2 separate regions of the Homo sapiens genome follow, and region 2 is linked to region 1. The links are chromatin loops, found by intact Hi-C in ENCODE. Cell type or tissue: GM12878. All regions are shown on one strand. Each heading gives the region's core, and the rest is flanking DNA. Links, peaks and the distances in the headings are about the cores only.

Evidence for each region. Peaks named below come from ENCODE experiments on the same cell type or tissue, not always from the same donor. Only the 100,000 strongest peaks of a DNase experiment are listed, where the experiment ranks them.
Region 2: a loop joins it to region 1, with 2.9 times the contacts of the local background. A loop is called at or near these places in 5 of 110 quality-filtered maps.

Annotation. Positions count from the first base shown.
Region 1 is chr13:38,906,376-38,922,622 of GRCh38, reverse strand. It overlaps the pseudogene ANKRD26P2. Among named protein-coding and RNA genes, the nearest start is that of STOML3, 76 kb to the left of the region's middle. RefSeq lists an enhancer at 468-1,667. In GM12878, for the core only: a CTCF peak has its summit at 7,012 (motif pointing right); no DNase peak of the experiment used is centred there.
Region 2 is chr13:39,007,862-39,024,108 of GRCh38, reverse strand. PROSER1 (proline and serine rich 1) reads left to right here. Exons shown (of 13, transcript NM_025138.5): 8 at 979-1,057; 9 at 1,697-1,783; 10 at 6,565-6,609; 11 at 9,633-11,418; 12 at 11,876-12,026; 13 at 12,622-14,244. The coding sequence ends at 12,744. Among named protein-coding and RNA genes, the nearest start is that of PROSER1, 22 kb to the left of the region's middle. RefSeq lists a silencer at 2,703-2,997. In GM12878, for the core only: a CTCF peak has its summit at 7,134 (motif pointing right); a DNase peak (open chromatin) is centred at 7,799; H3K27ac peaks cover 313 bases.

The DNA of each region.
Region 1 (16,247 bases), core at 3,389-11,388:
AGACAGGTTTAAGATATTACTGGGAACTGAAAGGTAACTAGATAATACAATTTTGGAAAATGATGTTAGTAAATGAACTTACCTTTAAAATGTTAGTCCAGGATACTTTATATCTCTCTCCCAATTTTTTTTTTATAAGGCTTTTTTTCCCCTTAATATTCTCATGTAGTTAACTTGATCTGTTAGTTTTTAAGCTAAGTAATTTTGAAGCTTTATAATTTAGACAGTGATATTGTTCTAAAATTGCTTGTCAGCGTTTCTCTAAATAGTAATGTTGAGTTTAACTATTATTTGAAAGACTACAACTTCATCCAAAAGAGTCAAGTTTTTTTTTTCTTTCCAAGATGGCAGATGATTTTTAGCATGTCTCAGTTACTTGGAAATAGCAAAATGATGCATAGAGACCAACTCCCTGAGCTTTAATTCACTTAGGAAAAGGGGAATCCACTGGAATTGTGAAGGACACCCCAGATCTCAGGGAGAAGAATGCAGGCAAACCGCCCCCGCGATGGTATCCAGCTGATAAAAGTGAGCGAAGCTCCAGTACCTGAGAGAGGCAAAGAGCTTCTGTCTGTGACTCGTCTTTCCACTGGGGATCTGAGCAACCCAGGCCAAGGGAGAGCATTTTGTTTCTCCCAAACTCTGCAGCTAACTTGAGGGGAGGCTTGGAGATGCTGGGAGGGAAACACAAGGAAAACTGCAGATATTTTCCCAGATCCAGGACCAAGAGCAGGACACCATTTTTAATCTGGGTGAGTACAGGGTCAGACATTCTTTGGGAACCTGGCAGTATGGCTGTTCAGGCATTTTCGTCTGGGCCAGAGATTCTCATGCTTGCTCTGGAGAAGGGTAGGGGTTTCCACACTGGGGTAATTGTGGAAAGCACCTCAGTAGTAGGCACTGGAATTGTATTTTCCTCCATCACAGGTCTGGGATAGGAAGAGAGCCGCCTGGTGATATGCCTGGGTTTGGGATGAAGAGGGTTCTGCAGTTTCTCCTGTTCAATGAGACTTGCAGCCAGGGCCAGCTTGGTGACCTGGAACTGGTCTGCATGTGCCATTGCTGGGTGCCCCAACCTGTTCCTCTGAGATGTTGTACAGTGGGTCCCTCTTTGCTCCACCCCCCAGGCTGAACTCTAGGCATTTGGAGCACCCACTTTCCTGGAGCAATAGCCTAAGCCACCCCATCCTTTTTGTGCAGAGATCCTGGTGCGAGAGGAGTCCTCCCTGGTTCAAGCCCAGGCAAATCTCTCCAGGCATTCAGAGAATCCATTCACCTGGTTCAGCAGCCTGAATTGTCACACCTTTCCTGTACAGAGATTGTGGTACAGCAAGGCCCTCTCTACTTCATGCCCAGGCATATCTCCAGGCAGTCAGAGCACCTGCTTGCCAGGACCAGTAAGCTGAGCCATCCCACCCTTCCTTTGCAGAGATTGTTGTGGAGCATGTGTTTTGTGTGCTAACACAAAAACACACAAGTTACATAGCTCACAGACCGCATAAAATAACCATGCAATAGAAATGACAAAGCAACCAGCTATCAGCTTCGCCATAGGATCAAAACCTCAGAAACCAATATTAACCTTTAATGTCAACAGTATAAATGCCCTCACTTAAAAGGTACAGAGTAGCAAACTGGATGAAAAAAAATCAAGACCCGTCTGTTTGTTGCCTTCAAGAGACCCATCTCACATATAATGACACCTATAGGCTTGAAGTAAAGGGTTGGTGAAAGAGCTATTATGCAAACAGAACACCAAAAAGGCAGGGGTTGTGATTCTTTGGTAAAGCAGACTTTAAACCAACAACAGTAAGAAAGGACAAAGAAGGGCATTACATAATGATAAAGGGTTTAATTCAACAAGAAGACTTAACTATTCGAAATATATATGCACCCAACACTGGAGCACCCACATTCATAAAATGAGAACTTCTAGACCTACAAAAAGACTTGTACAACCACACAATAAATAGTGGAGAACTTCAACACCCCACTAACAGAGAGTATTAGATCATCGAGGCAGGAAACCAACAAAGAAATTCTGGACCAAAATTGGATACCTGATAAACTGAACATAATAGACATCTACAGAATACTCAATTCATCAACTACAGAATATATATTTTTTGTTTCTGCACACAAAACATTCTCTAAGATCAAACACATGTTTGCTCGTAAAGCAAGTCTCAAGAAATTAGAAAAAATCCATATCATACCAACCACACTCTCAGACCACAATGGAATAAAAATAGAAATTAGTACCAGGATGAGCTCTCAAAACTACACAATTATATGAAAATGAAAAAACTTGCTCCCGAATGACTTTTGGGTAAACAATAAAATTAAGTAGAAATAAAAAACATTATATGAAGTAAATTATAACAAAGATACAACATACCAAAATCACTGGGATGCAGGAAAAGGAGTATTAAGAGGAAAGTCTGCAGCACTAAACACCTACATCAAAAAGTTAGAAAGATCTCAAATTAACAATATAACATCACACTTAGAGGAACTAGGAAAATAAGAACAAACTAACCCCAAAGCTAGCAGAAGAAAAGAAAGAAATAAAATTAGAGCAGAACTGAATGCAAATGGAGACCCAAAAATCCATACAAATAATTAATGAAACCAAAAGTTGGGTCTTTGAAAGGATACAAAATCAATAGACAACCAGCTAGATGAGCAAAGATAAAAGAAGATCCAAATCAGCACAATCAGAAATGACAAAGATGACATTACAACCAATCCCACAGGAATACAAAAGATCCTCAGAAACTATTATGAAGACCTCTGTGCACACGAACTAAAATATCTAGAGGGAATGGGTAAATTCCTGGAAACCTACAACCTCCCAAGATTGAATCAGGAAGAAATTGAAACCCTGAACAGACCAATATTGAGTTCCAAAATTGAATCAGCAATAGAAAACCTTAAAAAGCCCCCATGAAAACAGCCTCAAACCTGATGGATTCACAGCTGAATTCTACCAGTTGTACAAAGAAGAGCCGGTGCCAATTCTGCTGAACCTAATCCAAAAAAATCAAGGAGGTGGGACTCCTCCCTAACTCATTCTATAAAGACAGTGTCAACATGATACCAAAACCTGGCAAAGACATAGCGAGAAAAGAAAACTACAGGTCAATATCTCTGGTGAACATAGATGCAAAAGTCCTCAACCAAATACTACTGAATCCAGCAGCACATCAAAAAGTTATTTCACTGTGATTAAGTAGACTTTATTCCTGAGATGCAAGGTTGGCTCAACAAATGCAAATCAATAAATGTGATTCACCATATAAACAGAATTAAAACCATAAACCACATGATTATATCCATAGATGTGGACAAAGCTTTTGATAAAATCAAGCATCCCTTCATGATAAAAATCCTCAACAATCTAGACATCAAAGGAACAAACCTCAAACTAATAAGAGCAATCTATGACAAATTTATTTGCCAACATCATGCTGAATGGGCAAAAGCTGGAAGCATTCCTTTTAGAGTAATACAAGGATGTCCTCTCTCACCACTCCTATTCTACATAGTACTATAAGTCCAAGTTGGAGCAATCAGGCAAGAGAAAGAAATAAAATGCATCCAAATAGGAAAAGAGGAAGTCAAACTCTCTCTCTTTACTGATGATATGATTCTATACCTAGAGAACCCTAAAGACTCTGCCAAAAGGCTCCCAGAACTGGCAAATAATTTCAATTTCAGCAGAGTTTCAGGATACAAAATCAATGCACAAAAATTAGTAGCATTGATATATACCAGTAACATTCAAACTCAGAGCCAAATCAAGAATGCAATCTCACTTACAATAGCCATAAAAAAGTACTTAGGAATACATCTAAGTAAGGAAGTGAAGAATCTCTACTAAGAGAACTACAAAACACTGCTGAAAGAAATCAGAGATGACACAAATAAATGGAAAAGCATTCCATGCTCATGGATTGGAAGAATCACTATTGTTAAAATGGCCACACTGCCCAAAGCAATTTACAGATGCAATACTATTCCTATCAAACTACCAATGCCATTTTTCACAGAATTAGAAAAAACTATTCTAATCCTCATATGGAACCAAGAAAGAGCCCAAATAGCCCAAGAAGTTCTAAGCAAAAAGAACAAAGCTTAAGGCATCACACGACCTGACTTTATACTAAACTTTATGCTATATACTGTCAGGCTACAGTAACCAAAACAACATGGAACTGGCACAAAAATAGACACATAGACCAATGGAACAAAACAGAGACTCCAGAAAGAAATCTGCACACCTATACCCATCTGATCTACAAAAAATTAGACAAAAATAAACAATGGGGAAAGGACTTCCTATTCAATAAATGGTGCTGGGATAACCGGCTAGCCGTATGCAGAAGATTGAAACTGGACCCTCCCTACCTTTTACCATATACAAAAGTTAACTCAAGGCCAGGCGCGGTGGCTCACATCTGTAATCCCAGCACTTTGAGAGGCCGAGGCGGGCGGATCACGAGGTCAGGAGTTTGAGACCAGCTTGGCCAACATGGTGAAACCCCATCTCTACTAAAAAAAATACAAAAATTAACCAGGTGTGGTGGCAAGCACCTGTAATCCCAGCTACTCAGGAGGCTGAGACAGGAGAATTTCTTGAAACCAGAAGGCGGAGGTTGCAGTGAGCTGAGATCATGCCACACTGCACTCTAGCATGGGCGAAAGAGCGAAACTCCATCTCAAAAAAAAAAACAAAATTAACTCAGGATGGATTAAGGATTTAAATGTAACACTTCAAACTATAAGAGTCTTAGGAGAAAACCTAGGAAATACCATTCTGTATATTGGCCTTGGGAAAGAATTTGGAGTTCTCAAAAGCACTTGCAACAGAAACAAAAATTGACAAGTGGAACCCAATTAAACTGGAGCTTCTGCACAGCAAAGAAACTATCAACAATGTAAACAGATGACCTACAGAATGAGAGAAAATATTTGCAAACTATGCATCTGAAAAAGGTCTAATATCCAGAATCTATAAGGAGCCTAAACAATTCAACAAGCAAAAGACAAAATGACCCCATTAAAAAGTGGGCACAGACACTTCTCAAGAAAGACATAGAAGTGGCCAACAAACATACGAAAAAAAAAAAATACTCAACCTCACTAATCATCAGAGAAATGCAAATCAAAACCACGATGAGATACCATCTCACACCAGCCAGAATGGCTATCACTAAAAATAAAAAAAAAGGGCCGGGCGTGGTGACTCACACCTGTTATCCCAGCACTTTGGGAGGCCCAGGCGGGCAGATCACGAGATCAGGAGATCGAGACCATGCTGGCTAACACGGTGAAACCCCGTCTGTACTAAAAATACAAAAAGTTAGCTGGGCGTGGTGGCACACACCTGTACTCCCAGCTACTCGGGAGGCTGAGGCAGGAGAATCACTGGAACCTAGGAGGCGGAGGTTGCAGTGAGCCAAGATCACGCCGCTGCACTCCTTCCTGGGCGACAGAGCAGAGCGAGCTTCCGTCTCAACAACAACAACAACAACAACAAAACAAAAATAAAAAATGACAGATGCTGGCAAGGCTGCAGAGAAAAGGGAATGCTTATACACTGCTGGTGGGAATATAAATTAGTTCAGATACCATGGAAAGCCGTTTGGAGATTTCTCAAAAAACTTAGAACCACCGTTCAACCCGGCAATTCCAATGCTGGGTATATATACAAAAGAAAATAAATCATTCTTCCAGAAAGACCTATGCACTCGTATGTTCATCACAGCACTTTTCACAATAGCAAAGACATGGAATAAACCTAGGTGCCCATCCACGGTCGACTGAATAAAGAAAATGTGGTACATATACACTATGGCCATGAACAAGAATGAGATCATATTCTTTGCAGCAACATGGATGCAGCTGGATGCCATTATCTTAAGCGAATTAACATAAAATTAACAGAAAACTAAATACTGCATGTTCTTACTTATAAGTGGAGCTAAACATTGGGTACTCATGGCTGTAAATGTGGCAACAATAAATGATGGGACTATTAAATGGGAGAGGGAAAGAGGGAGTCAGTGTGTGGAAAACTAACTCTTGAGTGCTTTGCTCAGTACCTGGGTGATGGAATCAATCACATTCCAAACCTCAGCATCAAGCAATATAGCCATGTAACAAACCTGCACATGTACCCCCTGAATCTAAAATACAAGTTGAAATTATTAAAAAATGTTTTCTTCCAATATATAAACATGTACTCTCTCTCCATTTATTTAAATATTCTTTGTTGCCTTTCATACGTGTTTTGTAGTTTTTTCACATATATATCCTGTACATACTTTGTTAGATGTATAATTGTATTTCATTATTTTTGATGCTGTTGTAAATTGTATTTTTTAAAATTTCAAATTCTAATTGCTCTTTACTGATATATATGAAAGAAATGGACTTTTGCATATTAACCTTGTATTTTGAGACCTTGCCAAACTCACTTATTAGTTCCAGAAGTTTGTATTGTTCTTGTTGTTGATAGGATTTTCTAGTTGTTCAATAATGTAATCTGTGAGTAAAGAAAGTTTTATTTTTCAAAAGTCAAGTACGGCCGGGTCCGGTGGCTCACGCCTGTAATCCTACTACTTTGGGAGGCCGAGGCGGGCGGATTGCCTGAGCTCAGGAGTTCGAGACCAGTCTGGGCAACACGGCGAAACCCCGTCTCTACTAAAAATACAAAAAAATTAGCCATGGCGGCGTGCTCCTGCAGTCCCAGTTACTCTGGAGGCTGAGGCAGGAGAATCGCTTGAACCCGGGAGGCGGAGGTTGCAATGAGCCGAGATCGCGCCACTGCACTCCAGCCTGGCCGACAAAGCCAGACTCCGTCTCCAAAAAAACAAAAACAAAAACAAAAAAAAAAAAGAAAAGAAAAGAAAAGTACTATTACTCTTGGCACATTCTGGCACTGGGTGAATTAACTTTCTTTGTTTGTGATCTTTGTATTATCACTAGAGGGCGCCATGAGACAAACTATCCTGTATGGTTTTTTCATTACATAAGGGCATCCCTGTGAAATAGGTAATGATTAACATAAGGGTGAAGGGAATTATAATTCACAAACTAGTTAAAAATAACACCTTGCTCAGCCTGAAGGGGATGAGTGCAAGACAGAGGGCAGGCCCCACCTCTGATGCCGTGGTTGCAATGCTAGGAGCTAATTGCCTTTAAAGTTGGCTTGAGTTCTTTTTGATCACCAACTCAGCTCTCTCGTTTTCCCCTAGAATTGTTGCTCTGAATTATTCCTCAGTGCCAAATGCTTAATTTTTCCCAGGTAATGAGTGAATTGTACAAGGGTGGTGAAAGAACATGCTTGAAAATGTCTTTGAGGGCTAATTTTTAAAATCTCTAAATTGGTTTCCTAAACACAATTAGTTTTGGCTTTTAAAAAAAGTTTTAGTTTATTAATTGTATAAATTTAAGAAGCACAACATGATATATTGACATATTTATACATAGTGAAATGATTATTACAGTTAAGCAAATTCATCATCTCACATACTCTTTAAATACAAGTATTTCTGAATGGCATCCTCAAGAATCTTATAAGCAGAGCCATCCCAGAAGACAGTGAGTGCTACCTGTTAAGGCTCAGGCAAGAGAAAAACGTAGGCAAGGTGATGGGACCGGGAGAAAAGATTGAGGGATTTATTGAGTCAAGACCAGCTCCGTATCAGTCACTTTTCAGAGTTTTGAAATGCATCTACAAGAGTGCCTGTGAAACACTCTTAAAACAGGCAATTCTAATTCAGTATGGTATGGCATTGAATAGAGATGTACGAGATGCATGGAGTAAGGGGAATTGGGGAGTAATCTACATGGCTTCTGGAGGAACCTCTGAGTCATGGCCCTGGAAGTGTTAGAGGTAGGTCCTGAGAGTATGTGAGCATTTGCCTTGGAAGGTGCCTAGCCCACCATCACTGACTGGGGAAAGCATGGCTAAAGTACCCAGGCATGGAGGGATGTATTTGGAGCACTGAAAGCCATTGGTATGGCTAGAATTTAGGGCAATAAAACTAAGAGAGAGAAAATGGCCAAAATCCCGGTCAAGGTGGCATGTCCATGACTCTTCTGAGGAAACCCAAACAAGGGAGAAAGGGGGTGGTTAGCAGAGGTCCCTGATATCCCCTCCTTTTTCAGAATATCTAATGATGATTCCACCTTTCAATTGAACACCCGTAAAATCAGAAACCCCAAATTCTGTTGTGCATGACTCATTGTCACGGACACATCTGTCCTCTTCTCCTGTGTGTACTTTCACTTTGCAATAAAAGCTTCTTGAGCCTTTGTCCCTGAATTCTTCGTAGTGATGGTGTCAAGAATCTGGACGCCAGGTGGGGCTGCGGTCTCACAGGTATCTGGAGACCCTCCTGAGCCCTCTGGCAACATGATTTCCTGGCTTTGTTCTATTTAATTTAGTTTAATTTAATTTTTTTTGAGATAGAGTTTCACTCTTGTTGCCCAGGCTGGAGTGCAATGGTGCGATCTCAGCTCACTGCAACATCCACCTCCTGGGTTCAAGTGATTCTCCTGCCCCAGCCTCCCGAATAGCTGGGATTACAGGCATATGCCACCACCACACCTGGCTAATTTTGTATTTTCAGTAGAGGTGGGGTTTCTCCATGTTGGTCAAGCTGGTCTCGAACTCCTGACCTCAGGTGATTCACCTGCCTTGGCCTCCCAGTGTGCTGGGATTAGAGGCATGAGCCACTGCGCCTGGCCTATTTACTTTTTTTTTAAATAAAAAAGTATAAACAAAGTTGCGGTTGTGCTTTCCTTATTAATGTTGGACTTCAAGCTACCTCCACCAACTGAAACATAATCTCAAGCTGAATAAACAGGCCATGGAGAAAGCAGGAGCGTTTTTATTTAAAATATTTAAGTATTTCACTCCATACAGAACTAACGGAACTTTTGATTTAGTATTATGCATAACATAAAAATTAGCAGTTTATTAAGCTTTTCTATTTCCTCTGGCAATATTTATTTTCTGCTAGGCTATTATTCTACACACTTCAAAAGCCATTAATGGCACCCTTTTCTAACCAAACAGGACAATGATTAATGTCACCAAGACATTTTTCTCTCCTTTTCCTTTCCATAATCTGTGCCAGGTACTGTATTAAGTCACTCAGTAAAAATTCCAGGGATAAAAGTTCTGAATTTCTATTCATAGAAATGTGAGGAAAATGTGTGATTTAATGGGAAAGCAAGAATAAAATAAAAGGGAATTTTAAAAAGTCATTTAGGCCGGGTGTGGTGGCTCACGCCTGTAATCCCAGCACTTTAGGAGGCCGAGGAGGATGGATCAACTGAGGTCAGGAGTTTGAGACCAGCTTGGCCAACGTGGACAAACCCCGTCCCTGCTAAAAATACAAAAATTAGCTGGTCGCAGTGGCGAGCACCTGTAATCCTAGCTACTCGGGAGGCTGAGGCAGGAGAATTGCTTGAACCCAGGAGGCAGAGGTTGCAGTGAGCCGAGATTGCACCATTGCCCTCTAGCCTGGGCAACAAGAACAAAACTCTGTCTCAGAAAAAAAAAAAAAAGTTATTTAATAGTTTTCATTTCCCCCTTGTGAATATGGGTAAAACCACCGCAGCCTCCCAACAGCCAGGACAACACTGGAGTCATTAACACTCAAGATCATTTTCCAGTGTTTTCGGGTGCCCCTCTCAGAGCATCTCCCGTGTTCTGAGTCTGTTTCTTTACCCTCTGAGCTTTTATATCTGATCTGGTGTTTCTTACCCAAAGGCAGTTGCCCTCAGCAACTGGTAAAGTGTTCAAGGGTCAGTGAAAGGCTAAAAAAAATGTATGTAGGAGGAGGCCATCCCAAGGTTGGGCAACTACTTCTACCAAAAGAGAAAAAAAGTCCTCTACTTAAATTTGTTATACAAAAAATATTCTTTATCTAGAGAGTTATTTCTTTAGCATAAAAACAAGCAAGCTGATGAGAAAGGTACTTCATTTTTATCTAGTAAAATTTATGTACTATGAATGTATTTGTGAATGGGGTATAAAGAAATTAATACAATCTATTACAGATAGGAAGTATAAGAAGAACTTTTGGGGGAAAGATAACAATGTTACTTTAAGAGTTTTTTAATTCAAGTCACGTAAAAATGTACATTTTACATAGTGTTCATTAATGATAAAGTAAATTTCTTTCAATAAAGCCTTCTCCCTTTATCTGATATTGAGTTATCACTTTTATAAAATTTTTCTCATAATTCTATTGTCATGTCACTAGTTTTATAAGGCCTGTCTATAATGTTATGATCACAGAAAGATTATGGAAAACTATCTCTTAAAATATTGCAAAAGCTATTGGTCAAAAAACTTGTAAAGGCATTGTATATCATATTGTCATTGTCACCAAAAATATTATGTTTAGTAAAGAATTTTAGAACCTTTTCTGGGCATTTAGTGAGAGAACACCTTTTGCACAAAAGATTTAAATAAAAACATTCTAGATGGGAACACTTGCAATATAGTTTGAAGTATCCCCACACAATTTCATAATTAAGTAGAGAACTACAGTTAATTAGATGTTTCAAAAAATGCTACTACTTTTTGAAAAGCATAAAAGTTACAATTAAAAGGCTGTATATTGTTTTCTTTGTTTCTAATTCTAGAAGGTCATGAAACAAAGAAACCAAGTTTGTAAACTGGTTTTAATCTATATTCTTTTTTCAAGTAAATTTTAAAAATCTTTGTTTCCCATATGGAAAGGAAGATTTTTTATTCATATGTAAAAAAATTAGTTGCAATGCAGATAGAATAATATTTCTACTTAATATTTTGCCAGTAGAATTTTCACATATTATGTGACAGTACCACTTTCTTCAGGTACATATTTAAAATTCTGTCCCGAAAAGTTAATAACATGGAATGTATTTAAAATTTTAATTTTCCAAAAGAGGAAAATGGAAAGTGTATTTTAAGGAGAATTCTACCAAAGTGAAAAAACTGATTGAACTCTTATAAAGGTCAGAGTTTTGCTAAGAATTAGAAAATAATGCGTTTGTTGCAAAATATGACTTGAATTGTGTAACCTTTGTAACTAGTAAAAGAAAACGTTGCCCTTCTGAAAGATGTATATTCCATAGACTAATATTAATTGCACTTTTTATTAGACTAATGTCAAGAGCATTACACATATATATTCTCTTTTATCTAAACTTAAAATAAGTAGGATTTTTATTTTGTTTATGTAGTTAATTTTTCTATTTACGCAATCCTCAAGTTAGGTCTTGTCTCTAAAAGTATGAAAGATCATATTTTATAAGTGATCTATCATTTTCATGATAATTTCTCTGTTTAACTTAAACATTATGAATATTTGGCTTATTTCAGATGCAGCAAGAGTTGATAGAAAATATAACTAGAGAAGTAGAAGAACGTATGTTGCCAAAATTAATTAATTAAATTTAGATTAATTAATTGATTCCTGAAATAAACTATAAATAGCAAGTGGCTTTCCTCTCCACTGTTTGTATTACAGTAAGTTTTTTTTCCTATATACATTTCATAAAAGACAGAAACACATAAATACTCATAATGGAGAATATACTTATGCTTCATTAATTCATCATGTTCCATAGCTTTAAAAAAATCTCAAGGAACCTAACTATCTCTTTTGTTCTGGCTCTAAACCGTCTTCATTTCTGCCATCCCTAGGGAACTGTCAGCTAGCACACTGAAACTGCACTCAAGAAACAAAGTCATCATCAGCTTCTCAAAGACATGGTAGTAATTTAAGTCCAAAAGACCAGAGTCATCTAGTAATACTTAGCCAAACAATTAGAGTTCAAAAACAGTTACTTGACAGGTGATGTTTAAAATCTCCAATTATTTATTTTGTGATTGGTTTACTTTTGCACTCAGGAAATGCTCTAAGTTGCTTGGAATGCAATAAAAACACCTACATCAGTTTGGTTCTTGTCAAGTTATTCAGCCTTGTCTCTTGCCACATACCCTACTCTACCCCTTTGCTCTAGCATTCAGCCAAACTGGACTATATAGAATTCCACAGTGCTCTTTCTAATCTCTTTGCATTTGCTTCTTCCCTCTATGTGCCACATCTTTTCCTTGTCCTTCAGATATCAACCTACATATTGCCTCCACCAAAAAGCCTGCAATATTGACACAAAACTGGGATAGGTGTCCCTTCTGTGTGTTCCAATAGTGTCCTGTTTTATACCTGTCATGGTATCTATGATTCTGTAAAGAAATTGCCTGTTTGTTTTTTCAGGTTGTATCATACGATTTTTGAGAAGTGAACTGTTCATCTTCATCTTGTAACTCCACTGCTTATTGTCACATGGTTGCTGAATACAGGAATGAAGAGTGAAAAAACCAAAAGCTCTGATACTTAACCACAATGACAGTTCAATGCACAACTATGGGCAGATTATATTTAATATTAAACAGTAATTTTGTATCATGGTCATACGTACATATTTTTCCTTCTTATTAAAACAGATAAAGTTCTCAACTCTCTTTTACTGACTTACACTTAGTTAACTATGAAATATTTTAGGTAAGGAGCATCATTCTTTCATTTTCTTTCCAGGTGCTGCTGAATTTGAATCTGAGTCTTCTATGTAGAATCTACTGATGAGTTACATCTAAATCAAGATCTAGTTTGAAAAGCATCGTGAGAATATGTGCCGATTTTAAGAAAAATTATATAATCCATTCAGACCCACCATGGATTGCATTTAGTTCTTGTGTCTCTTAGACTCTGTCTGGAGCAGCTCCTGTTTTCCCTTGACCTTATAACCTTGAATCTTTCAAAGAGTAAAGTCCAGTAATGTAGAATGTTCGTCAATTGGGTGTTTCTGGTGTTTCATTGTGATTAAATTTACATCATACTTTTTTAAAAATTCAGCTTTAGTTCCAGGGAGTACATGTGTAGCTTTGTTACATGGGTATATTGTGTCAGGCTGAGGTATGGGGAACAAAGAGATTTTACATCTTTGGTCAAGTATATCCTGTACAGAAGTGATCCTGTAATTGTCTCATTGCATCTTATCATGTGACCTACAATTTTGATTTGTCCTGTTACTTAGTATCCTGTGGGGAGGTAATTTGAGACTATGTAAATATCTCTCTTCCTCCTAAAACCCTCAATTTATTCATTTACTTGTATCAATATGGATCCATGTTTTATTTTCTTCAATGGTTTATAATTTGTTAATTTTAAGAAAGCATAGTTTTCTTTTCAGAAATGTTCTACTTTGACAATGTCAGACTTTTTAATACAGTGTCATGACTTCTCCACTTCTTGGGAGCACTTCCAGCATCAATGGTGGCACTTTGTATGGGTTCCATGGTGTTATTTAAGTTTCACAGTATTGCATTAAAAACAATGAAAAAGGCCAAGCGTGGTGGCTCACGCCTGTAACCCCAGCACTTTTGGAGGCTGAGGCGGGCAGATCACTTGAGGTCAGGAGTTCGAGACCCACCTGGCCAACATGGTGAAACCCCGTCTCTACTAAAAATACAAAAAATTAGCCAGGTGTGGTGGTGGGTGCCTGTAATCCCCACTACTGGGGAGGCTGAAGCAAGAGAATCACTTGAACCCGGGAGGTAGAGGTTGCAGTTAGCAGAGATCATGCCGTTGCACCCCAGCTTAGTTAACAAGAGCAAAACTCTGTCTCAAAAACAAAACAAAACAAAACAAAATGAAAAATATGCAAGAGCCGTAAGTCATCACTTTTTACTGTGAAATACAATTTCCTGGATAGATGAACTGCTTCTGCAGAGATGATTAGCATCACAAGGCATTTTAAGGGAATACCTGCAACACTTCAGCTCACTGCAGAAGCAACAGGTGGCTATGAAATCATTCCAGTAGTACAGTGTGTATTATAGTTAATTTTATGCAGTTATGATTTAATGCTGCCTCTTTATATTTGTTTACATTTCTCTCAGCTGTGAATGGTGCCATGTGCTGTATGTGCATAAATTTTGATAAATTTTAACTTTTTATAATAGATTGCATATATTTTATGGTAGTAATGATAAAATAGATGAGTATCTACCTATATTTTTTGTGCATTCATGACATACCTTTTTCTTAATTTATTTCTAGGCCATGCAGATTCATCTATAAGCTGTTTCAAATGGTCACAAATCTCCAAAAAAATTTCAGTCTATTTATTGAAATAAAAAGCTGCTTATAAGTAGACCCATACAGTTCAAACCGTGTTGTTCAAGGGTCAACTATATTTGTAATTCCCTTTTCTGACACAGCTTGACTCCCTTCATCCTTAGTACAGAGTAAGTCCTCACTTAACATGATCAATAGGTCTTCTTGGGAACTGACTGACTTTAAGTGAAGATGTGAAACAAAATTAATTTTACCATAGGCTAATTGATATAAGCAAGAGATCTGTGCCTATGACATATTTCTGGCCACAAAAACATCACCAAATGTAAATAAAGACCAAAACCACTTGTAATATTGAACATTAAAATAAATGTTAGCTTCACATACATATAAGGAAGAAAGAGTAATAAGATATTATTTACCCATTGTTTGGTGAATCAGCGAATGATGGCAGTTGTAGTGGTGGTGGGTGAAATCAAGAAATGAATGTTGGCAAAGTGCAATTTGTAAGGATCACCTCCTACCTCCATACAGTTAAAACCAATCACAAATATGGCAGGCTCATGGAGCACTTTTGTACGACATCATTGTGTATTGCAGCATTTGTATGATTATCATAAACTTTACAAATTTTTATTTTACAGTAATTTGCATTCATGTATTTGTTCCTTGTCCAACATGCTTATCCAGTTCAGGGTGGCAGATGACTGGAACCTATCCAGCAGCTCAGGGGCCCAAGTGGGAACCGGCTCTGGACACGCTATTGCATGGCACACTCACACACACCCAGATTCACTCAGACTGGGACCATTTAGACACATCGGTTAACCTAATGTGCCCAGATTTGGGATGTGGGAGGAAACCAGAGAACCTGGAGAAAAACTCACGCAGACTTGGGGAAACCATGTAAACTCCATACACACAGTGGCTTTGGCTATGATTTCTTTTTCTCGTCAATGTTATAACAAAACGGCATTATTCCAGGACTTGCTGTATTTAGTTATTTGTTTAACCCCGAGTGTGTAACCAATCTTTTGTGTCCCTGCTCCCATGCAGATGCACTCTTCACTCCCACTTGGGACTCTTCTACCTTTCATTGGTTGCCTCTGCCATTTTTCCTCCCAAGTGGATGCCATCTTCACCTGATCCTTCCTCAGACACCCTGTGCCAGGCTGCCCTCTTATGCAGATGACCCATCCTCACCTCCCTTAGGTGCTGAAGACACATGCTCCATCTGTGTGTGGGTGCCTCCTGATATTGTTCAGTCTTTCATACCTCATTTCTTTTGCCCACCTTACAACAATGATCTCAATTGACCTCCAGCACTGTGCAGGGTGACATGGCGCCACTAGAGCCCTTCTCATTTCATTCAGGCCCCAATCCTTCACTCTGGATCAACACAACTCCCTGTTTTGTCCCCACCCTTGTGAGCTGAAATGTTCAGGAAGAGAAAGGAGGAAAAAACTTCATATACTTTTTATAATCAAAATGTAAAGCTTTACAAAGCAAGGATTTTGATTGGAATTGAATTGAATACATAATTTAGAGAGAAAAGACTATATTGAATTTCCCCAAACTATTAATATTTTAGTAGTCTATCTTATTAACTCTCAACGTTTAAAAAATTTCTTATAGAGGTCTTGCATATGTATTTTAGATCCCTAAATATTTGATACATTTGATCCTATTACAAATTTTATCTTTAATTTATTTTCTGTTTGTTTCTTGCTTATAGAAATAAAATTGATATTTTGTATATTGATCTTGAATAGTTTAGCTATATTGCTACACTTAGTTATATTTTTTCTTATTTGAATATTTTAGCTATAGATTCTTTTGGATTTTCTATATACACAGACATATTATCTGTAAATAGTAAGTCTTGTATCCTTTCTAATTCCTAGAGCTTTTGTTTCTTTTTTTCTACTGTAAGAATACTGTTAAATAAATATAGAGATGGTAGGCACTCATATCTTGTTGAAATGGCAATGGGAAAATAATATTTTTCAGTAAGTATGGAGATGGTGGCCTTTTGTTTTCATGGTAGATATCATTTATTACTGTGTTCATTTTCTTTTGTTGCATAACAGATTG
Region 2 (16,247 bases), core at 3,925-11,924, 100 kb before region 1:
ATAGTGATTATAATGATTGCAATGTAAACAGGACAGGAGAAGACAACCCCATGGGTTGAAGGATCTTTGGAGTTGAAGTACTAGAGGCCTGCATACAACCACCTTGCAAAACCTGCCTGTCCACATGACAAGAACTCCAGTGGAGTTGTTTATGGCAGAATAGTAACAGATCATGGTTCTTGCACAAGACTTCAGATAGGGCCACAATTATGGGAGCTGGAAAGAATCTGGCTCCCTTACCACCAGTGGGTCCTTTCCCCTGCCTCACAGGCATGCACATGCTCTCTCTGTAGGTAAAAAGTACAGCATCTGGCTTAGCTTCAGATACTTCCAGTTTTCTAAAGACCAGTGCTTTGAATGCTTTTTGTTACTTAGGTAAGCTCCATCAACTGTAAAATAAGTATTGGTGGATTTATGGATTTCAAAAGGCAGAACAACTAACATACTGAATTCCTGATTCCAGTCTATGTTCTACTGGAGTTGTCAGAATGCCAAATGCTAACGCAAACAGTGCTTTTTTCTTCTAAAAGGAGGAAAGAGGGTGGGAATGAGAGGATGAATTCCTATCAGTTTAGGAGGATGTTGCCATTGGGAGTTCTTGCGTAATTTGAGATTGTAAAACCTAGAAGGTTTCTTGTCTTTGTTATGTAGGAGGAAACAGGAATTCTTGGTTTAACTTAGGCTGGGCCTGGGAGGAGTTTGCTGTTTACAATGAGATCTAACCCCTTATTGGAGATGATTTTAAAAATCTCTGGCCACCTCTATGGCCATCTTTGGCAAGATCTGCATTTGGAATTTAATAGCAACCACATTTATTAAAGCAAAGAAATTTCCCTCATTTGTTGTCCCATGTAGTCCAGTAGTATGATATGCGGGGACATTTTTAGCATATTAGGACTAAATATTTTGAAAGACAAGTTGCCAGGAGACAGCTTACTTGATTTTCTTCTAACTGCTGTATTTTCCCCCATGTTTTAGCCTCCTTCAACATATAATCCACATAAACCTGTTCCTTATCCGATACCTCCATGCCGACCACATGCAACTATTGCACCAAGTAAGGAGTTCCCTTATTTTTTACTTGTTTTTCTTTTTTGCTGTTTATTTATTAAATTGAAAGTAAATGCTGGTCTATGTGGTTGGCAAATCTGTAGCACTTATGAAATGCTACTGTGAGCTTAATTATGCCCATAGTTAGCTAGTAGTGTCCTGGCCTACAACACTGCAGCAGATAGTTTATTTAGGATATTTTCTTTATGATAAATTAATTAGATTATTTTTAGTCATTCATTATTTATGGGTTTTCACTTTGGTAAATCATCTTGAATTCCTTTTTTTGGTAGTTGGTAGTTCAGAGGCATCATTCATGCATTTAACTTCAAAAAGTCAAGTATATGCGTTTGGCAGAAAAGACAAATAATGTAAGTATAGCAGGTTCTGCCTGCCATGCCATTCACTGAACTTATCCCTGCAATGAGCATGCAGTGGGAAATAGGAATCTCTGGTTGTTTCATTTGGTGTCAGTTTTCACTTAACTCTAGACATAAACCTCCATATAAAATCAACTGTATTAAATAGGAGTTTTTATAATAAATTGAATAGCTGCATTAATATAGTTTGAACTCCTAGTCACAGAACAATACCAGTCACAGAACAGTCCTAAGGTATATTTTTTTCTATTGTGTTTTTATTTTAGGTGCTTATAACAATGCAGGTCTGGTACCATTAGCGAATGTCATAGCTCCACCTCCACCTCCATATACTCCTAATCCTGTAGGAACAGGTAAAATGTTATTTGGGGGTGTTTAAGTAACTTATTCATATACAAATGTACACTTGGAACGGACAGTTGTTTGGCATGACGTATTCTAACAGAGGGAACACAAGCTCAAGAGTCTGAAGGATCTGGAAGTGAATCCTTGGTAATGTGGGACAGTTTTCATAGTCTTGATGGACTTCACTTTCTCTATTTGTAATATAGGCTAACATTTTAATAGCATCTGTTCAGTAACATGTTTAATGAATATTAGGTGACCCTATCATGTGTTGTGTGCTGTGGATACAGAGGTGCACAAAGAGTCATGTTTGCAAAGAGTTTAGTCTAGTGAAAAAATACAGATGAGGAAAGAGAAGGCCATTTCAATATATTCTACATTATTGGTTCTCAATTGCACATTTTTTATAGTTTAATTTCTCTGAAATTAGAATGTGATTTATAGCAAGTGGCATCTTAGATTCAAAGAGATGCGTTGGAATGATCAGTGCTGTGATAGGGTTAGGGTGCTATGGAAACTCATAGGAGAGGCATCCAAATCAGCCCCACTAAATTAAACGTGAGCTGCTTGCATAATATACTGTTAAAGGTTGTTGACCCAATAATGAAGCTGCCATTTAATTGAATTAAGTTAAGGAAGAAACAGGTGAAAACAGACTGATAATCAAATATGAGGAATGACAAAGCAACAGTGAGGTGGTTTCTCTGTAGCCTGAAACTACCTGGAGCACTTTTAAAAAAATACCTTTAGTTCCCCACTTGTAGAGATTCTATTCAGTGTATTGTGATAGGGGGTGCCTGGTATTTTTATTTTTTTTAATGACCTACTGGTGGTTCTTTAAGCAACTTTGGGAAATGCTAGAATTTGTGCACAGAGAACCCAAGAGAGATCAAAGTATCAACTTTTTTTTCAAGGATCTTTATTAAGTGCCAGATTGAAGAGAGCTGGGGGACTTTCTGCCTCTAAACTTTTATTAAGAATCTTTGGACACTAGGGTAGGCACCTTTCTGACTCAGCAAAGGAACTGTCAGAAACTGAAATTGATGGATGACTGTGTATGGAGTTGACAGCGGGATAGCAAAGAATACTCTGCACAAAGGCAGTTTATCACATGCAGATTAGAAGAGTAATTACTTGGGGAGGGGGTGAATTGGGTATCCCGTGCCTGTCAGAGGTAGGGCAGGAGCTGGAATTCAGCCCACTGTAGCCTAAGTTCCACGGCCAGTTGGCATGATTGTCTCCCCATTTACTTTGCTAATGACATAAAAGACTCCATTCAAGTGGCCTTGGGTCACATATGTAAACACAGGCTAGTTATGGGAAAAAGAACTATTTCTCATGAGTGGTAAAACTTTGACGTGCTATGGAGAAGTATCATTGACTTAATGAATGCCACCATTTGAGTAAATTATGCCTACCATGGAGAGGAAGGGCTCATAAAAAAGCAGTGAGAAGGACTAAAACACCCCAACACTTGCCAGGCCAACCTTTTTCAGTGGGTCTTTTGGTAACATGGGATATGAACAATGAATGGTTTCCCATATGTTGTCAAACTATTCTCCAAAAACCCTATACCAGTTTAAACCTGTCCATAAGAGTATATGAGGCTACAGTTTCTTCACACCCTTTCAACATGGAAGATTTTCATTTTTTTAACTTTGCCAGTCTGGTAGACTAATTTAGCTTACATTTTTGTTTGTGTTTTTTAACAAAAAATTAATTTTTATTTATATCAGTTGTTGTTTGTTTTACTCATGAGTTTGATGTGTTCTTTATTAAAATTCCACTGTAGTTATTTTATTATTATATACTAATTTTACTACCAGATTTGTAGTGTGTTCTAATGTTTCATAAGGCAGGCTCCCCCTTATATATTTTTGTATTTTTATTATCGTTAGAAATCTTCCATCTGAACCTTAAGATCATTTTCTGCAACTTAAAACAACAGGGGTGTGTGTGTGTGTGTACAGAGAGAGAGCTATATAGTAATTTCAGAAGAACTGACATTTTTATGATAGTAAGTCTTACCATTCAGTTATGTGTATATATCTTTATATCACGTCAAGCTGGTAGTGTTTTCTTCCCCAGGGTTTATTTTATTCCTTTCAAGAAGATACTGTAGTTTTCTACATGCAGATTCTGTTCCTTAAATCTGTCTATAGAATTTAGAGATATTTTTGGTTGCAATTATAAATAGAATGTTTCATTTCTAGGTGCTTATTACTAATTACCCTCTCTAGTTTTTTTTTTTTTTTAAGTCTCTTGAGTTTTCTAGATAGATATAAAATAATATCAGCTGAGTTATAGTCTTACTATAAAATATTTCTTTATTTCCTAGGCCTTATTCAGTAATAATATTGTCCTGACTTTATTTTTATTTCATAAAAAATATTTTGCCTGTACCTTTATTTTAAACTTTTTTCCCCTATGATTTTATTTGGTAGATTGGCTTGGTTTGTAAATTGTGTATAGCTGAATTTTTATTTTTAAACCTGTTAGACTTTTAATAGGAATTTTTATTAATAATAAAAATTACACATTTGTTCTTAGTCCTTCCATTTTATTTTTATTTTCATTATTCTTCTATTCCAGTTTTGTTTTTCTTACCTTTTGCTAAATTGTATTGGTCAAATTGCCATTTTGTTTTTTTAACAACTGTTCTCTCCTTGACCCCACCCAAACTTAGAAATTTTCTCTAATATCGCCAATGATTACCTTCTTATTCTTAATGGTTGTCAGTATACAAAAACTTAAAACTATTCTATATATCATTTTACTTCCATATTCTCTCCCTTTTTTTTTTTTTTTTTTTTTTTTGAGACAGAGTTTTGCTCTTGTTGCCCAGGCTAAAGTGCAGTGGCGCAATGTCGGCTCACCACAACCTCCGCCTCCCAGGTTCAAGCAATTCTCCTGCCTCAGCCTCCCAAATAGCTGGGATTACAGGCATACCACCATGCCTGGCTAATTTTTCTTTTTTTTTTTTTTTGTATTTTTAGTAGAGACAGGGTTTCTCCACATTAGTCAGGCTGGTCTCGAACTCCTGACCTCAGGCGATCTGCCTACCTCGGCCTCCCAAAGTTCTGGGATTATAGGTGTGAGCCACTGCGCCCGACCTCTCCTTTTTAAAATCAATTTGTATGTTTTGTTGGGATACTAGACATTTTTGCTTCTGATATTTAATTTCTTTAAAATTGCCTTTGATCATGACTTGTTACTGTTTCTTCTGTTTGTTTGATTCTTTGTCTTGATGTGCCTGTTATAATTTTCTTTTGGTAGAAAATGACGTGTAAGAAATTACTTCAGAAAGGACACATGTATAGAGTTGTGGATGGGAAATTTAATTCCAGATAATTTTCTTTATTGGGAACTTGGTCTCTTTCTGTAAGCTTACAAAGAATTTTTTTTATCTTTGGATTTCAGAAATTTTACCAGTATGTTTAGGTGTGTATCTTGTCATTAATCTTTTCTGGCATTCTGTAAGTTCTTTTGATGTGAAAACTCAAGTCTTTAAAGCTTAGGAAAATTTTGTTTTCGTTATTCTTTTAATTGTTGCATTTTCCTCTGCTTTTTTTCCCCTCCTCCTGCTACTCTTATTTTACATTTTCTGTATTTGCTTTCTAAGCCTATTAACCCATTCATTTATGACATCTTTTCCATTAAAAATTTTTTTTTGGCATTCTAAGTGATATTTGTTTCTTGTTTCCAACCATAGTTTAACTTTTAGTCATTTTATTTCTAATCTTTATTATTCTTTCCATTTATTAATTTGGAATCAGATTTTTATATGTAAAAGTCTTCTCTGCTTATTTCCCAGTAGTGTGTGTGTGTGTGTGTGTGTGTGTGTGTGTGTGTGTGTGTGTCGGGTTTTAAAAGTCCTTTTTCTTTAATTAAATCTCCATTGTTCTGGTGGTTATTTTTTGTCACCTCAGTCAAGCTCGTGAATTCCTCAAACAAGCTGTGGTTTTTCTTTGCTCACTATACCAGGGCGTGGAGGTTTCCTTTACACTGTATGCCTGTCACAGTATTGGTTTCTTGGGCAGTTATTGTCAAGCCATAAGAGGTTAAATTTTTCTCCCTTTGTATCCTTGGCTGATGGGCTGTTTGGATAGATCCTTTCCCTTGAGGAGTGTGCTTTGGGTTGTCAGTCTCACAGGCTTCAAGTTAGCCTCAACTAGGCTAGTTCTCCATGGTAATTCCTAATATAGGGCCTTTCCCAAGCTGAGTACAGCAAATGGGCAGGACAGTTTCTTTCTGTTGGCTTGGACAATCCACAGTGAATGGCAGCGAATTCTACACTTATTCATCCAGCTGCCACCTCGCTTCTCAGTCTTCCCACTCCTGTAGGCACTGGTACTCAGAGGAGCTGTCTGTCAGGTCAGCCAATGATAGTGGTCCTCTCTGCACTACAGCTGCAGGGTACACTTTCTCCTGGATGGCACCCTCAGGCCAGCATCTTTCCAGAAAGTGTTCTTGAATATAGTATATATGTAAAATTAACAGTGTGTATTTAAAACTTGACAAGCTAAGGTAGAGATGCTAGGGGATAAAAGAGCACTCACTCAGTTTCTGGTAATCCTCTTGCTCTTCAGATAGAGTAGTAAAGTATTAGTAGTAATAATAGTAGAGTTACTACTATTTTTATTTATTTTCCCATATGTGTACATTTTTTTCCTAACATAGTCCATAAATATTTATATCCTGTGTTTTTCTTTTTATCCAAATATCTGTTTATTATGGTGGCAAATATTTGATTAAAGTTTAAAATGAACTTTTATTTATTTTTATATAGAGAATGAAGACCTTTCGAATCCGTCAAAACCTATACAGAATCAAAGTAAGTAGCAAATTTGATCCAGAGATAACGGATATCTGTCATGGTTTGCTCTGTTATTCACTGAGAATAATTTGAGTATATTTGGAATGGTTATGTTTTAGGAAAAGTTTCTGGTTAAAGAATATAATTCATACTTGTTAAAAGTGGTTTACTAGTGTTACATATTATATACATAACATGAAATGCACGTGTTAACTGAATTTAAAATTAATCTTAGGACTTTTATACAATTTGCAAAACTTGCAGTGTAATGTAAGTACTGCGTAGCTTTGCATTCACATTCACTTTACATTCTGTGATACTGGAAACCTCATTTGTTTTTTGATATAAACACATGGGATGATAAAAATCCTTTTTGACAAATGCTAGTCAGATTCTATTTTTAGAGTTCATTATTTCAATAAGTATTATTAAGCATATCTTAATGTAGGAAAGAACAAGGGGCACCAAAGCAGAAAATGGAATTGAAAAATGAAAATGAAGTGTGTCCTACATAGTGCCTCCAGATGGCAGCAGTGCTGCGACGTTGTATTTTTCCCCTAGGTGATGATCTGTGTGGTCAGGAAGGAGAGGCTTTCTTGTATGAGACAAAACTACATCAGTTCTTGTTTAGCAAAGTAGCACAATAGCCTGACCATTGTAGTACATAGTTAGGAGTCTCAGTGGGAGAATTCCATTCCCTGAGAACAGTGCCTAGCAGGTGCTTCTCAGCTGGTAGTTTCTAAAGGAGGTAGCATAGTGGGGTGTAAAGAACACTAAGTGAAATGTCAGGACATCCAGTTTCTTATCCTGCCTCTGGCATCACCTAGTTTTGTGACCTTGAACAGGTAATTTAACTCCAGTGAAAAGGAGATTGAGGAAATTTCAGCTTTTATGTTCATCTTTATTATTTTATGTTCAAATGTTTTTGAAGGGAGTAATCAGGTTAGTTGTTGTAAGTACCATTGGCAGGAATAGCATATTGTTTTCCTATGTTGTACGATGTTAGCATGATTAAGATTTTATTTTTTCCTTTTGGAACTGTATTAAGAAACAAATTAAGACAAACTAGTATAGCAGTTAAAGACATGAGTCTGAAAGACCCAGGCTCAAGTCTTGGCTCCACCATGTAGTAGCTGCATGATCTTTTATCCAGTTGCTTAGTCATAGCAAGCCTCAGATTGCCCATCTGTCAAATGAGGGTGTTAGTTTCTATCTCAGAGAGTTATTGTGAGGACAAGTGAAATGATGGGCCTAACTTAGCACAGGGCTTGACAGATCATGTTTTATGGTTAATAACCAAATTAGATGACTGGAAAGTGCTGTTTATTATGGTATGTGGTTGGGATTTTTTTTATTTTTGTTCGTTTCATTTTTACCTGCAAGTGCTATGATTAATAATGCATAGCTTTTGCTTTATTAAATAAAAAGATCCAACAGAGGCTGCTATAAATAATACTCTAGGATAGCTTGGTTTTACCTTCAGATTTGTCATTAGCTACATGGTCTTCAGCATATAGTTTAATAAATAAGATAGTGATTTCTCAAATGATACCCAACACCTATGGACTTAAATACCTTTTTGGTACATTATTTACAAACATAAGATTAGGTATATATTCCTTATCCTTTTAGTTCTTATAAAAGAAATTAAGTACAAAAAACGTACAAATCCATTTTTATAGGTACTGTAAGTTTAAAATGATAGCTAGTCTTATTGAAACCAAATCACTGCTTACAACATTAATACGGTCAAGACTTAAGGACTTTTGAGTTTCAGTTTATGTACTTAAATATGACTGTCAATTTTCCAATCATTTTTTTTTTCTAAAACAACTACAAAATTTGTTCAGCCCAATGTGACACCCCTTGGCCTTCACATAGTGCAAATGAATTATGTATGTGTTGTTTACCTCCATTTTCTTCCTATTGTCCCTTCCCATCTATGAGTAGCATAGTGTATTCGTTGACCGTGTCAGCTTGCTTATGTCAAAAGAATCTTAATTATACATAAATTGTAAAATGTGTTAGTCCATGAAAATATTTCTCAGTTGGTTATCACTGCAACAGGAACATTCTCTACAACTGAAACAGAATTTGATGTGAGTACAGTATCAGATGATAGTTGTGTTTATGACATTAGCTACCTAAGTCATGATATCCCTTGACACCAAGATTATCACAGGTGGGGATAGCCATTGAATACATTCAGAGGGGAGCCCACATCATCCCCCAAAATGCTTATTATTTGTAGAGTTTATCAGAATAAAAATAGCAAACTCTAGAAATAGTGTTGGGAATAGTCCTTGAGTGGGTTTGGGAACTGTAGTTTGAGGTAATTATGATATATCCAGCCCAGCAGACGCTCATTAACTATGCAGGTGCTGTGTTCTGTGCTAGGTACTAAGACTATAAAGATGAATTAGACACAGCTTTTGCCCCTAAAGGAGTTGCCAGGTAAGGGTTAGGGGTTAATGTAGTGTAGAGCGGTCAGTATGAGCAAATGTATGGGGGTGGGGCGGGGCAACTGTACAGATGAACAATCTGGAATATTAAATTCAACTCACAGAGTGGCAACAAACAATACTGGAGAGCTGGGCATGAATCCTGGAAAGCCTTGTATGGCCCTGCAAGGGAAGCCATGTTCTGAAAGCTCCTATGAGGGGGACTGACTGACTCTAGATAAGTAGATTGAAAGAATTAGAGGTAAAGTCAGTGCAGCAGCACTAATCACAATTAAAATAAATGCTTTAATTTTTAAAAAGCGGAAAAACATGAAAGGACACTTCGCAAGCTTCTCAAAACTTCCTGTGATTTGGAGGGCTATTTTGAGCAGAGTCTAGACGAAAACTGGATCTGACTGGCTCCAGAGTAAAGATCTGAGAAATGGAACCCAGCAATTTAGATATTACAAGAGCCTGTTATACTTGTCATTTTTTATTTGGTATTTGTTAAATATTACAAAAATGGTTATGCTTTTTAATTCAAAATTTGACGTTTCAGCATGATGATACATTCTTGCCTTTTTTCCCCCTTCCATATAGCATTTTCCACCCCAGCAAGTCAACTCTTTTCTCCTCATGGTTCTAATCCTTCAACACCTGCTGCAACTCCTGTTCCTACTGCATCCCCAGTCAAGGCAATTAATCATCCATCAGCATCAGCAGCTGCCACCGTTTCTGGAATGAACCTGCTGAATACTGTCCTTCCTGTGTTCCCAGGGCAGGTCTCCTCAGCCGTTCACACACCTCAGCCATCAATACCAAACCCAACAGTTATCAGAACCCCTTCATTGCCCACTGCACCTGTTACATCCATCCACAGTACAACCACCACTCCTGTTCCTTCCATTTTTTCTGGCCTAGTGTCACTGCCAGGTCCTTCTGCCACTCCTACCGCAGCCACTCCTACCCCAGGACCTACACCACGGTCCACTCTTGGTTCCAGTGAAGCATTTGCTTCTACTTCTGCACCTTTCACTAGCCTCCCCTTTTCCACCAGCTCTTCTGCTGCTTCTACCAGCAACCCAAATTCTGCTTCATTGTCATCAGTTTTTGCAGGGCTCCCTTTGCCCTTACCACCAACATCCCAAGGCCTATCCAACCCGACTCCTGTAATTGCTGGTGGCTCTACTCCCAGCGTTGCCGGTCCACTTGGTGTGAACAGTCCTCTTTTGTCTGCGTTAAAAGGTTTTCTGACATCCAATGACACCAATTTAATCAACTCCTCTGCTTTATCCTCTGCTGTCACAAGTGGGCTGGCTTCACTATCTTCTCTTACTCTTCAGAACTCTGACTCTTCTGCTTCAGCCCCTAACAAGTGCTATGCCCCATCAGCCATCCCTACCCCACAGAGGACTTCCACTCCAGGGTTGGCCCTGTTCCCAGGCCTGCCGTCTCCCGTGGCTAACTCAACTTCCACTCCCCTGACATTGCCTGTACAGTCTCCTTTAGCCACTGCTGCATCAGCTTCCACGTCAGTGCCAGTTAGCTGTGGCTCCTCAGCCTCCCTTTTGCGTGGCCCCCACCCAGGTACCTCAGATCTGCATATTTCATCTACCCCTGCTGCAACAACTCTTCCTGTTATGATCAAAACTGAGCCCACAAGTCCTACTCCCTCGGCCTTCAAAGGTCCATCTCATTCTGGGAATCCCTCTCATGGCACTTTAGGTTTGTCAGGGACATTGGGCCGTGCATATACTTCAACATCCGTGCCCATCAGTTTATCTGCTTGCCTTAATCCTGCATTGTCAGGTCTCTCCAGCTTGAGTACTCCTTTAAATGGTTCAAATCCTCTTTCCTCTATTTCCCTTCCACCACATGGTTCCTCCACTCCCATTGCACCAGTATTCACTGCTCTTCCTTCTTTTACTTCTTTGACCAACAATTTTCCTTTAACTGGCAACCCATCTCTTAATCCGTCAGTATCTCTCCCAGGGTCATTAATAGCCACCTCATCTACCGCTGCCACCTCCACATCTCTCCCTCATCCTAGCTCAACGGCAGCTGTTCTCTCAGGGCTTTCTGCTTCAGCACCAGTCTCAGCAGCACCTTTCCCCCTCAACCTGTCCACTGCTGTTCCCTCACTTTTCTCTGTTACTCAAGGACCTCTGTCATCTTCAAATCCCTCCTATCCAGGCTTTTCTGTCTCTAATACCCCAAGCGTTACCCCTGCTCTTCCCTCATTCCCGGGGCTGCAGGCGCCCTCTACAGTCGCAGCTGTCACACCACTACCTGTGGCTGCCACAGCCCCATCCCCAGCTCCAGTCCTCCCAGGATTCGCCTCAGCATTCAGTTCCAATTTCAACTCCGCTCTTGTTGCACAAGCCGGGTATGTGGATAGTTTGGAAATAGGATAAAATTATTCTTCACCTAACTTGTAGTTCACATTTCATTTCAAGTCATCAAAATGAATGTCAAAATCTAAATGATGTTTTTCTGGGTGAAAACTTTAGCACTCTGAAATGTTTTATGAACCATGTTAAGATAAATGTATAAAATATTAATGCCTGTTGATACAATGTTTGGATTTGTATTTGATAGTTTTATTTATAAGACAGCAGAAAGGATTATATGCAAAACAGACTTACTGAATTTCGAATAATATACTTCACAGTAGAAAGATTCATATCAGGGAATGGCTGATTTTTATGGTCCTTCCAACAGAGGAATAAATTCTAAGGTTTTTGTTTTGTTTTTAACATTTTAAGATTGTATTTGACAAATATGGAAACAGTAGCTTTTATGTCTTGTCTGCAGTTAACTTGTTTTTCTGTCAATTGTTTTAGTTTATCATCTGGACTTCAAGCTGCAGGCAGTTCTGTTTTTCCAGGCCTTTTGTCCCTCCCGGGTATCCCTGGGTTTCCTCAGAATCCTTCACAATCATCCTTGCAAGAATTACAGCATAATGCGGCTGCGCAGTCAGCATTGTTACAGCAGGTAAGCAGCAATGGCTGGCATAAATTACATGGTAACATGTATAACTAACTTCTGTAGTGATAACATTGCAGTATCATTTGCGATATCCCAACATTGGCAAAAAATGGCTCTTAGCAGAATGCATAGAGATTTGATGATGATTACTTCTCTCCAAATTTGCAAATTTTGCTTGTCTTCTTTCAGGAGAGTAACAGAGGTGGTAGGATATAGTTATCTGTATGAATTGTTTTTCCTTCCTGCTTATAGATTTCACTTGATAAAATTTAAGAATCTATTCATGACAGTTAAATGTTAACTTGTCTTCTGTAATTCAAGCTTAATGATTGACCGTTAAAGCACATTATCTGTAGAAAACCTATTGACTTTTGAGAGAATATTAAATATTTTAATGACAGTTCTATGCATCTCCTTCACCTGAAGAAATTTGAACATTTTCTTAAAAATTTTAAGTGACTGAGCAGACTTTATTGTGCCTCAGAGTTTTGTCTTGTCTTTCTTTCCTATTCTGAATATCTCTGTGTGGCATGGGTAGAAGCAAGCGCAGGCTTGAATGAACTTGGCACTCTGCTAAACCACACGCTCTTCTTTCCATCAGGTCCATTCAGCTTCGGCTCTGGAAAGCTATCCAGCTCAGCCTGATGGGTTTCCTAGTTATCCTTCAGCGCCAGGAACACCATTTTCTTTGCAACCAAGCCTGTCCCAGAGTGGGTGGCAGTGAATACTTTTAACTTTTATTCTCCTTCAGAGCAACATCAGAATTGCCTGAGAACTGCAATGAACAATCTGACAAATGTGAAGCTGGCCAAAAGTCGGAAAATGAGAATGAGGGTAATCCTGGAGAAATTGTGACAACAATTTGAAAATTGTGGTTGCATTTTAAAGTGTGAACACTCCCCTATGTAAATATGCTGACAATAAATTGTATGGAGAATGGTATTTAAAAAGTGTTTGGAGACTTTTCACCTGTCCTATAAAATTTTGAATTGTGTATGTGATCTACATAGAAAGAATATTAAAGAGTAGGTTGAACTCTTTATAGCCGAATACAGCCTTAAATATGCTTGTATAGCATCCACTGGCAGAAGTAATAGTTGTGCCTCAGACTTGGGGGTTGCATGTGGCCCTGGGGGAGTTACTACCCTTGGTATGCATGAGCGGTTCCTATTAGCATCAGTGGGAACTCAGTACTCTGTATGTATCCACAAAAGGGAACTTGAGACCCACAGTTATTCTTAATTTCTGATATTAACAACCGTACATACTGCTGAATTTAACTCAAAATATTTCAGGTAAGTGAAAGTGGTGCTTAATGTAGACTATAGAATGACTTTCAGGTGTTTTCAACTGAAAGTATATATCCAGAACTGCATCCTTATAGAAATACAAGTAAGACTTAGGATAATTTGCCTTCAAAACAGTTTTCCTAATCTCAGCAGTATCCAGTGAGTGAAGAACACTTGACTGACTCTTGGGCCACCTCTGTTACTTACTGTACTATGGAAGCTCCTGGTGAATGTTTACAATTATGGGATGTAGTATTTCTATTTGTACTTTAAGTCAAATGCTTATATGAAATATGTGACAACAAATAGAGAAGACTGGCTCTGTTAGTAATTATGCAGTATGTACTCTATTTAAGGATCTGTGGTAGTATAACATGAGTGAATGTCATTAATTTTGAAGTAATAACTGCCACATGTGGGAAGTAGGGGAGTAAGGAGAATGAATTCCAATCTGTGATTAAAAGTGTAAACTATAGACTCTACTGTAGTACATTTCAGGATCTAGAAGTTTTACTTTTATAAAGATGGTGTCCGGAAGATGTTGCTAATGTATTTTACTTCAACATAGGGAACAAACTTTTTAAGTATATTAATAAACCTGTATGGTTAGTTTTTAACAGTTTTTTAAAATAAACTATGGATATGACAAATATTCTGTGTTTTACTAAGTGCTTGGATAGGCTTTCTAATTTTGTATACGTGCTAGAGTTAATTATTGAACATTTTTATCCAAATTTAGTTGTAACTCTGTTTATACTACTGATTGCTCATTCGTTTAAATGATATTTTAATGTAAAAGTCATAACCAACATATGAACAGACAGATTTATGTCTTTAAACACAGAATGTAAGCTATAGTTTAATCTGATACCAGTTGCTGGAAGTTGCCATTTGTTTTTCTTAAATCTATACCCATAAAACTTCTTTTAAGATTATATTGTGTTTTTTATATATGTTGACCATTCATTCAGAAAATAATTATTGAATGAGTAGTCTTGATACAATGTGATGCCACAACAAGGTGTATTTCTGCTATCCTATGAGCCCCTTGAAAAGAGGAGCTATATCCTATTCATCTTATAGATCCCTGGCCTCACACATAATTGGCCATTCAAAGGTATATATAAAAGTGAATGTTTTTAGAATCCTTGCACTAATTCGTAGAGGCTAGTTTTATGTATATGTTTCCCAACTATATGGGATAAGTAACCTAATTCACTAAAGAATCCAAGATGTAAGTCACATAAAAAGTGGTAAATCTGAATCAAGCATCTACTATGAATACTTCTACTACCAAGTGCTAAGAAAACACGAGAAGTGAGGGGAGTATCTTACTACCTGAGAGAGTCTAGAAAGATTTATCAGTGACATTAAAGTCTTAAAGAATGAGTAAGAATTACATGATTTATAAAGGCACAAAGTATGACAATAGCATAGCAATATAATATATGTGGATGGAGCATGGTAGTTTGAGGATGAAAAGCAAGAGAGGTACCTGATCATGAAAGACCTTTAAAACATGCCAAAGACCTGGGGATTTGTTCTGTGGTTAGTTTGGAAACGTATTGGAGTGCTTTAGAAAAATCACTTAGGTGGCAGCATGGAGGTTGGATTAGAGGTTACTGGAGAAACCCAAAAATGAAGATTATGAAGATTGTGTTCCTCTCTGTCCCCTTTATGTGAAGGCCAGTAGTGTGTTTAAGGTTTGCAAAAGCTGTTAGTTAATTCATATAATTGATGAACTTTAAGCCTCACCATTTGATTTGCCAGATTAGTTTCTATATTTATAAAATATAGTTGGTGTCAGAATTGTAGAAAAGAACTCCAAATTTAATGAGGACTTCAAATTTTTGTTGTTTTTAGAGGTGACACAACATATTGGCAAACAGTATCTAATTTGGTCAGTTACAAGGCTAAATATTGAACATTAGCAAGTAAGTTGGGAAGGGTAATCCAAATTGTCCCTGATAAAAACTCCAGCCAAATTAAATTTAAAGGAGTTTAAGTGAGCAATGAATGATTCGCAAATTGGGCAGCCCCCAGAATCACAGCAGATTCACAGAGACTCAAGTGCAGCCACGTGGTGGAAGAAGATTTATAGACCAAAAAAAAAGGAAACGATGTACAGAAATCGGCAGTGAGATAAACAGCTGGATTGCTTGCAGGTTGGTGCCTTATTTGAACACAATTCGAACACTTAGCAGTGGTTGAAGTATGGCCGCTGAGATTGGCCAAGATTCAGTTCCTGTTACAGGCACATACTCCTAAACTAGGTTTTCAATTTTGTCTGACAAGCTAGATTACAGTTCATTCAGAAGGACTCAAATACAGAAGTACGGAGTCCTTCTCAGGCCATATTTAGTTTTAACATCCCCAAGATCCTTTTATTCAGATGAGGCATTAGGATAGTAAGTTTTTAAGTATCTCTGACAAAATTTTATGGTAAGAGCTAAAAGTCAATGGTGTTTATCACTCCTAATTTGTAGAAAGGGTAATCGGAATAAACAAAAATATCCAAAAGACAAGAAGAAAGGCACAGACACGTGTAAGAAATAAGCACACGGTGAGACGTTAATTAGGCTTTCCTGTACGGTAAGTCTTCATTTGGATCATCAGTAGGTTTTTGGAAACTGCGACTAAGAGAAACAGAATAATCAAACCAATTTTACCATAGGCTAATTGACGTAAGCAAAATTAAGTTCCTGTGGAATGTTTCTGGCCACAAAAACTACACTAAATAAAGACCCAGAACACTTCTAATTAAACATTGAAATAAATGTGACCTAAACATACATTTAAGAAAGTAATAAAAACTAGATAATTACCCAATTTTTCGTCAGTGACTAGTGGTGGTCATGGTGGTGGGCTAAGTCATGGAATGTGCGTACATATCCTTTACAAAGAAAATTGTCAGGAACACCTCCTACCACCGCGGAGT